2 separate regions of the Mus musculus genome follow, and region 2 is linked to region 1. Evidence: chromatin contacts called from ENCODE Hi-C or POLR2A ChIA-PET data. All regions are on one chromosome and are shown on one strand. Each heading gives the region's core, a stretch centred on a gene start or an enhancer-like site at or near the end of the contact. The rest is flanking DNA. Distances are from core to core; before and after follow the strand shown.

Region 1 (4,984 bases), core at 406-2,905:
TCAACAATGAAACTATCAAGTACAAAGTAAGTTCTGTCTTCCCATCCTGCTGGTTCAGCCAGGAGCGCGGCTGTCGCGTTTCCCGTCACCCTCTGGCCACTCTGTGTTTCCACAAACACTGGGAACCAAGGCAGCAGCGGATGCGCCCTCCAACCTTGCTGGGCTGGGTGGGTTAACCAGAAAAGTTGTAAAGCCTTGTGGGAGGCAGAGGCTTAAACCTGGGAGCCCGCTCCCCAGCGTCCACCTGGTGAAACTTCAGAGCCGGCAGATACATAGAAGCCAGCGACCTACAGGCAGGATATCAAAACTGGACGGGAACAGAGACCACCAGTCTGAAAGACCCGGAATCCTGGGACTTATCTGAGCGGTTTTACTTAGAACTCAAAGGGATAGCCTGGAATATCGCATCACGTCTCACTCCTGGGTTGTCCAGGAGAACAGCGAACGTTCCCAGCCCAGGTCACCCAGGCGGACTCAGGGTGGTGTGGAGCCAGATTTGAGCTTTGTGGTGGCTTCGCCCCATAAATAGGGTAAGCCTTCCGGGAATGGGAGCCCAGAACTCGCTGCCCAGGACAGCTCTGAATCTACCCTTAGAGCTACATTTACAAACGTCGTACGGACTCTGCCAATGTATACATACAACGTGCTCCACGCTGTGTGCTCTGTAATCTATCCAGGAGCAACTCTGAACCCTCAGCAGAGGAGGAAGGAGCCTCCAGGAGGCACCGGGAAGTAGCTGGACAATAGTCAGAGGCGGTTATACCCGGGACAAAAAGCACCTGGCAGAACACACCGAGATCGGTCCCTATGTGTCTCCACAATTCTCACAAAGACTTCCCGGGGAAATTTTGAACAGTCTGGCGACAGAGAGCCACTAGCCAGCTCAGCGAGCCATAAAATCGTGGTCCCGGGAGCCCTAAGTACTTTTTCTTCCTCACTTCCCTAACTAATGCTGTGGACTGCTCCCGACTCCCAGGCAAAAAGAACACCCAGGAAAAGCAAGGTCGCCACACACTCCATCCAGCACACCCTGGGCTGTCTGCGCGCCGGACTAGCCTCAGAAACAATGGGTCGAGAACGTAAAAGTTACCTGCGCACGGGGGCGCACAGCTCTTGGCCCTGCGTCCCGCCTGACACAAACTCCCAGGACAGACCTAGCTCCAACCTGCACCACCACCACCCCCGCCACCTTAAGCGGACGCCCCCTGGATCCCCGAACCCAGCACCAGCAATCAGTCAGTCCTTCCTGCCTGAGTCCAAGACTGTGGACAGACACAGACCACCCCCAACCTCTCACCTGCTGAGAACTGGCCAAGGGCCGACCCCAGGAGAGGCCACGGGTACAGAAGCCAGAGAGCTACAAAAGCAGGCAACGCAGCGGCCGCCACATCCATGGCGAGTTTGGGAGAAGTTTCAAGCAGCTTTGCAAAGAGCCTCCGGGGGAATCGCGGTGAAATCCGCCAGCCAGCAGCCCGCCCGGCCTCGTCGGGGGGCTCGCGGAGACGCCGCGGCCACCCGCCAGCACTTTCGTCCTTGCGCAACGTCGGCCAACTACCTCGCGGGCGAAAGCGTCTCCAGCGTCGCCCGCCAGCCGCGGCCGCCGCTCTCCATGCTAGGCAGAGGCTGCTCAGGGTAGTCCAGAGTTAGTTTGCTCTGGGAGGGACGGGGGCGGAGCCTGGGGTGACGTCGCCCCGCGGGCTCCGGCAGCTTCGGAGGAATGCGGGCTCCGGTGCGCGCCGCCGCCACTGCCGCCTCCTGCTAGGGAGACGCGCGCCAGCCGGGCCGCGCGCCCCGCGCCCTGCGCCCCGCGCCGCCTTTGTTCGCCACCTGGGCTCGGTGGCCGCGCGGCTCTCTGGCGGCGAGCGGGAAAGGGGGACCTGGCGCAGCTCCCTGCCGGATCCCTGAGATTCAACTCTGAGAGGCAGAACTGTGGGCGGACGACGGAGGAGGCGCCCGAGGAGAGGTGTCCTGGGGTTCTGTCCCCAAGGTGGCGGTCCCACCAGAGCGGCTGGTGGTAGGAAGAAAAGGGAGCGTAGATGTGACCTTTAAAACGCCGACCTGCACTGAAATTTCACTCTTCCTTATTGATAGGATAAGGAATAAGGCTCCCTACCCCATTGAAAACTTACTCTCGTTTGTTCACGAAATAAATAAAACTTGGACCAAAATAAAATGTTGGGTAAGTTTCCAGTGTGAACAGCTGGCGTGCCTCGTTTCTGGTTTATTTGTCATTGGGAAGCTCCCAGCCGCTCAGCCTTCGCATAGCCTGGTGGAGTAGAGCAAGACTTGGTTTTGTTTTGATTTTTACTGTCTTGTAGCTATATAAGAAATAAGTATTTAATAAAAGGAGTTTATCCCAACAATGAGCACAGCATGGTTGCTCCGAAGGAACCCAATGCTGTGTGCTGTGTTACAGGCAGGAAGTCAGTTTTGCTACCTTAGCAGCTTGGTGTGATTTCTCCAAATGCCACCTTCACTTGCTTCTGTAGCAACGCTGTATAGTTGCTTACTTTTACTCATGTCTGCAAATTATGACACATGTAAGTATGACCAAAACTGAATAAGCCTAACTTTTTTTTTGAATTTTGATGCTATATATGCAACTGCTAATAATAGCCTTGATTGGCACCTGTCAGTCACTCAAAATGTCTTTAGCCTTTTAAAATCAAAATGAAGTGAAATTCAATTTAATACAGCATTCTCATCATTAACCGAGCCACATATTTCTGTAATTAATACATGCTGTTATGACTAGGTTTGGAATAGATGCAAGTGACTGTATACTACACACACACACATCTATGCACATATATTATACATATTGATGAAGAAGGGAGAAAATGGGTTTCTTTTTTATTTGCTGAGGATAGAAAGTCCGTTACGCTACAGCCTTGATGACTGCTCATTAGTACCTGTAACAAGCCCAACACTTGTCAATTCAGTTCAGCATAGTTCAGTCATCTCCCTCTGGGTACAATGTCAATGTTCCTTAGCTCATTAACCTATAACTTTAAGCACACTCTACCAAGGGTCCTTATTTCGTACACTAAAGAGCTTTATTAGATCACAGGTAACCAAAAACCTATTATTTTCTTTTCTGAAGACTTAGCAAAACTTTCTAAAATTAGCAGTAATTTGCCAGAGTAAAGGCAAAGGAAACTTGTCTGTCCATATATGAATTTGTCTGTCTATTCTTGCATGAAAAATGTTCATCACTTGGCAATTTGTTTGAGTAAGCATGCAAACGAAGCCCTTCCGAGACCTACAGATAGTGGATAGAACCTCACTTCTTGTCATAGTCATTCCCGGAGTCAAGGGATAAAGAATTTGGTTCATTTTCTCTATGGTAGAGAAATAACAGTACGAAAATGCTGTGAGGGTGCCTAAAGTGTACCAGGCATCTTAAATGGACACTACCACAGTTAGGAATCAAGTTCAGGTAAGAGTCTTGTGGTACACATACAAGGAAACAAGACTAGGGAGAAAGTAATTTACCCAAACAAGGGAGGGGAAAGGAAGACAGAGAAGGAAATCCTTAAAAGGAATTAATAGAGATGCCATCTCAATAAAACCAGAAAAAATGCAGTAACATTTTGGGCAAGCAACTTGGAGCTTTATCCTTAGGGCTCATAACAAACATGGACTAGGGGGCTTAGAATCACTTTAGTAGTAAGTTGGTCTTGAACCTGCCACTCTCCTACCTCAGCATTTTTTTATTTTAAGAAAACAATGAAATGTTCATATTCTTTTATCTAGTTGCTGTCCAAACACTAACACCAAATATATATTTTAAAAAATGTTTTAGGAACTAAGATATTTACAAAAAAAATGTGAAAATAATTAAATGTCTACTTACAAGCCAACTCCATTTATAAAGCGTGTTACTTAGTAGATGTCTTTCATAATATACAAAATGGAATTTTATGGAGAAAGGAAACTGCAGAGGGAAGAGAGTTTATGATCAAACATTGGGGAAGGTTAGCTGAAGACAATATAAACTTTCAGGTTAGAGAGAAAAAGCCTGGGGGTTATAGAGAGGGTTTAATGGTTAAGAGCCCTTTCTGCTCTTCCAGAGTTTGGCTCTTAGGGGCCATGTCAGAGGGCTAGCCACCTCTAACTTCAGTTCCATCATTCCTGACACCCTCATATGGATTCATGGAGCACCTGCATTCACAGTGCCACACCAGGACATACAGACACACAGACACACACTCCACACGTACACGCACAAGCGAACACACATGTATACATTACTAAAAATGAAATCTTTTTTTTAAAAGAAGAAGAAAAAACCTGGAGAGGGAAGGCTGGTGGTGAAGGCTGTAAGGCTGTGTGGATAAATTTAGTATCAACAAATGACACACTCAAAGTGGGTAATATGGTAAAGTCTATGTTCTATGTAATGTATTACAATAAAGCCATGACATGACATAATTCTACAGTCAAGAACAAACAAAGAAACATCTCTCTTCGAGCTGGAGAGATGGCTTAGCAGTTGAGAGCAGAGGCTGCTCCTTCAGAGACTCAAATTCAATTCCTAGCACCTACATGGTAGCTCACAACTATCAGTATTCCAGCTCCAAGTGACTTGACACCTTCACACAGACATAAATGCAGGCAAAACACCAATGCAACACAAGACATAAAAGACTAATTAAAACAATCAATGTCAACAACAAGAAAACATGAGCTTGGCATAGCTCAGTGGCAGAACAGTCCTCTGGCAAGTTCAAATCCCTGCATTCCAGATTCAATGTCACAGGGGGGAGAGTAGTATTAATTCAATTACCAGTTAACTTAGCTTTGTTAAGTTTTACAGCTGCACATACCTATATTCCTGGAATGTTTTTGTTTTGGGTGGTGGTGGTCCTAATTTATTTTTTTATTTTTTTGCTACATAGTTGGTTGTAGTCAATGGAAAGGTCACTAGCTTCATTTGGGTTTTTTGTTGCTGTTATTTTTGTTTTGTTTTGTTTTGTTTTGT
Region 2 (4,605 bases), core at 1,873-4,372, 100 kb before region 1:
TGTGGCTTAGAACCACTGGTTAGAGCTGAGTTTCTGAAACTCACTAGAGTGAAGCAAAGAGTGACTTTTAGAAGACTATATAGACTAGGACAAAAAAAAAATGTCTAATTAATAATTACAACAGTCATCCGGATAAGAGCTGAGGTTGAAGGGCCAAACTAACGAAGGTTTAAAACTAGATCTACTGTACAAACAGCAGTCATGTCTCATCATTACAAGACACTGAGAAATACACAGCAAAACTATAGAACTATAAGTATATATTTTTCACCTAAAGCAACTTATATATTCATTACATATTCAATATGCTGTCTTTACTACAGAATTAATGCTAGAAGAGAGTACATGAATATGTAAAAACATGCATGAACATACATGCAGCCATGTCCATGAGATTCAAATGTTAGAATAAAATATTTTAGGACATTTGCTCTTTAGATTCATGGGAGAATGAGCTTACTTAGAAGTCTCAAATTCCTTGCCTGACTTCTTTATTCCAAAATAAAGATGCCATGCCTTCTGAAGGAGGAAAGAGGGTTTGTTTTAAAGTCAAACAAAAATATTCACATCATTCTGTAGGTATCAACTAAGACATACTTACAACAATAAGTATTTATATGTACACAATATAAAACAACAAATATGTGCATGTATACATAAGAAATTCAATCTTACACTACATCAAGATGTATGCTTGATGATGTCTAGAACAAAGTAGGAAAGTTTATTTAAAATTCACATTTACCTCTTTATATAGTACTCCAATAGAAAATAGAAAATAACTCCATTTTTCTTCTTAAGCAAATGTTTACACTACCAAATGTGTTAAGATTAAAGATATCTGCAACACACATGAGAGGTTACACTGATTGGGAGTTAAAAATGTGCAAGAATATAGTGAACCATTATAAAGGTCATACAGAGGTGAATGAGAAAGTCAAATATAATTACAAAACTCCTTGTGGGTTACGCAGTTCTTGCTACATCCTTATTCAAGGAGAGTCTATTAATATCAAAAGCTCCAAAGAGAAGTTTGTACAGTATTTACACATAGAAAAAAATCAAGGTAATAAAATTCAAAACACAATAATGTTCTAATGGAAAGCAAGAGACACATTTAATAATATTAAAAGGTAAGCATCGCTTCAATACAAGAAAACTAATTTGCTAGTAGATCATTAGTGTTTATTTCTGAGCCTATCACCATTACAAGTTACCTGACTTCATGAACAAACACTTAATAATAATTAGTCAATAAATCCGACCTTCTATCATAATTGGCCTAATTATAAGAATATTTGTATTTGATCATAAAAGTAACTGGCCATTCAATTGGCCCTCTTTGCATTTCCCACTCTTAATAATATTGCATTGAACTTTAAGAGGGAACTCTTTTCTTCCTGAAGAACCATCAAGACTCCTCAGAGAATCTCATTTACATGATGTCATAGTTCATATCTAATATGCCCTCACTACAGACTCAAGAGTTTTAATACTCGGTCCCCATTGGGTAGCAAGCAGTAGGTCAGACACTGTGGAGACTTTGAAAGTGGAATCTTTCTGGAGAAAGTAAATCTCAGGGTGTGGCCGCACTTTAAGATTTATATCCTATCCCTATTTTCTGATCCATCCAAGCTCCTCCACACCTGCCCAATCCACTCAGACCAGCAGTTTCCTGCTGTGACTGACTGCTCCCTCAAGCAGTGAGCTAAAATAAACAGTCCTTTAAGCCCCAAGACACAGTCTAAGCATCTCTTGCTTGTGTAATTCCCCTCTCACACTTCACTGTCTACAGGAATAAGCCATGTGCTTCCTCCCTGGGCCCAGAGATGGAAAGAACAGGGGGGAAAGGACTCAGTACAAGGAAACTTGCCTGCTTTTCAGTTCAGATTTTTCAATGAAGAGATAAATGCTAGCATTCTATACCGTGTTCTAGTCTAATGGGTCCTATATCTTGACAAAAAAATAAAGTATATCTTCACCAAGTCTAGACTTATTTATTATGAAGCTATAGACATAAAAAGCCTACTCAGTGTTATTTTTGAATACACAGTTTATTCAAAAGCTCTCTGCCCAAAATTTCAAAAAAAAAAATTTAAAACAAAATAAAACAATGTTCCTTTGGGAAAACAAGGATTGAATATAATCGTCATTAAAAAAATGTTTGTATCATATAACACATGAGACAAGCCATGTCTGTTATAGCCACCTCTTCAATTAGAATACCCCTAAGTCAATATAGTGAGGTAGAACAGATTTGAACAAATCAGATCTCTACAAAGCTGTAAATCTTGAACAGGGTGTCTCTGACTACTTAGTGAAATGACCTCCTTACCCACAACATTCACTTTACCCATCCCTGATTTTTAAGCCTGTTTCAGAACAGAAACACGGCATGATTTTTCTCCCACCTCAGTTTTGCAAAGCACTTTCCCATGATTACCAAACAATGGCATACTTCCACTATCCTCTGTCAATCACAAAAGAGCTCTGTCTCCCTTCTCTGCAGAGAGCCTCTTTATGGAGAAATATGCAACTGTTAACCAATAAGCATCCAGGGGTCCCAGGTAGCAGCAAGGCCAGTAGGTGCATAATCCTACTATATGGTGCTCAGAAAACCTTGGGAGAAATGAGTGAGGGAGAGGCATTATCTGAAATAGGATTCCGGCTTTTCAGTGGACCTATTAGACTAAATTAAGACTAAGAGACATGTACAGAAGAAAAGCAGAAACAGAATGGTCCTGATGCGGTCCACTCCACCTACAGCCACGGAAAAATCTGAAATTAAATCCTTAAACTTTGAAAAAAAATGGTAAAAAGAGTATCTGTTCTTTTTTACAAAGTCTTTCCTCGGAAAAAAAAAAAAAAATACCAACCAAAACCCAGAAGGAGCTTCCTTGCACATTTCCTGTTGTGGAAACTGGAGGTGTTGGTTTAGTTATGCATGGAATCCATCAGCCAGGGTACAGTGCTAAAGCTTAATTAGCATGTAGCAATGAACAGTCACACGCTTATCTTCTCTTTGTAAACCATGAATCTTTAATTACTAAGTCACGAGATAAACACAAGCCCATCCATTAGACACGTGACCTATGTGCCAGTTGTGTGGGACTCTGTTGCCCTCAGAAAGCTTGGGGCGCCCAGGGAACATCTAAGCAAGGATAAAAATAACAGAACACAGCTAGGTCCTTGCAGTTGAAACTCAGCATGACAGCAGGAAACCCACTTCCCATCTGCTTTTCTGAGTCAGGAAGAACACAAGGAAAGGACAATACAAAGACTACTCCATAAAATACTTAGCCAACAGAAATGCAGGACCACAAACCCTGGGAACAGTACAGTGCAGAGAATAAGTGGAGACTATGCCTCCTGTGGCTTGCTTCTGAGCCAGAAAATACTAGCAAATAATGACATAAATTACATAGTTACTCTATTATATTTAACTCTGGGCAAAAGGATCATATTCTCTCACACCTGTGAGAGAATTTTCATGCCATGGTAAACACCCTGATGGCTTGCCTGCCTCTTTTGAAGTCCAATTTTAATTAACTTTTGCTATTTGATTATACTAAATCTGATAAAGATTTCATTGATTTTTTTTCAAAAGTCGATGCACATTTGACAGGCTTACTCACCCAGTATCATTTTTTAAATAAATAATGATTTACTAGACTCTTAGATCACTAACTAGTAAAGAAAACTATCAAACATATTGTCTTAAATATATAAAGTAGTAAATTTGGGGGTATATAAAATAGCACCATGTCGAACAAAGCATACAAAATATAATCTACAGGTTAGGACGTTTGGAAAAGTAGTGGCCAAAGGTTAGAGCAGGAGTGGAGGAATGACGCTTGGTGTGCGGGGAGTCCTGTGTCATCAAATAGATAACCTTATTCTTATAAACTAATAATTCATGATTCACGAAACTCAGCCTATTACAATAAGAAAACACAAGGCTAAGTGATATACAGTGACTCACCAATTGTGAGCCCCAGGGGCTGAGAGACTCTCCTCCTGCCTACCACACTTTTTTGGTGGTATAATCTTTACATGTGCTACTAAAAGGTAATGCTTAATTGGGATGTTGGACTAATTTTCCTATTTCAACATGGTAACCAGCTATTGAAATTATAGAGCTAATGTATTTCTTATGTGCTTGTGCGTGAGGATGGCTAGGTGGAAATTAGTTTCTGCTTCCTTATAATCATCCTAAAAGAAAATAGCTGGGGCTGAAGAAATGGCTCAGCAATTAAGAGCACTTGCTCTTGCAAAAGACCCATGTTCCAATTCCCAGCAACCACATAACAGATCAAAACCATCTGTAACTCCAGTTTCAGGGGCTTGAGTACACTTTTCTGACCTTGTCGGACACCAGGCATGCATGCAGGCAAAATACTCATGCACATAAAATAAAATGAAATAAATGTGGGTTTTTAAAAAGAGAGAGAAAAGAAATATCTACTTGTTTCCAACACATGATAAATAAAGAAGCAAGATGAAGTGACATGAAGCACCAGGGTGTACACCCCAGCTGCAATTGTCCTACAGGTCAGAAACACCCACCATGCTCTCCATTGTGTTTTCTAATTAATTACTTGGTCC

Evidence for each region. Hi-C counts contacts between places; a loop is a spot of excess contacts on that map. ChIA-PET counts read pairs that join two places held with the same protein, here RNA polymerase II (POLR2A).
Region 2: POLR2A ChIA-PET joins it to region 1 with 10 read pairs in embryonic stem cell. The contact joins the enhancer-like site here to the promoter of Ptprk in region 1. A Hi-C loop is called at or near these places in 3 of 37 maps with a recorded cell type or tissue (Patski and heart). POLR2A ChIA-PET finds 5 or more read pairs at or near these places in 4 of 5 experiments (Patski and embryonic stem cell).

What each region holds. Positions count from the first base shown.
Region 1 is chr10:28,071,491-28,076,474 of GRCm38, reverse strand. Ptprk (protein tyrosine phosphatase, receptor type, K) reads right to left here and starts at 1,655. Exons shown (of 32, transcript NM_008983.2): 1 at 1,298-1,655. The coding sequence starts at 1,394.
Region 2 is chr10:28,177,679-28,182,283 of GRCm38, reverse strand. The region is part of intron 1 of Ptprk (protein tyrosine phosphatase, receptor type, K); the gene reads right to left. Among named protein-coding and RNA genes, the nearest start is that of Ptprk, 110 kb to the right of the region's middle. Within about 2 kb of position 3,122, at least 1 of the 3 ENCODE cell types and tissues checked has a DNase peak (open chromatin) inside an H3K27ac peak, as active enhancers do.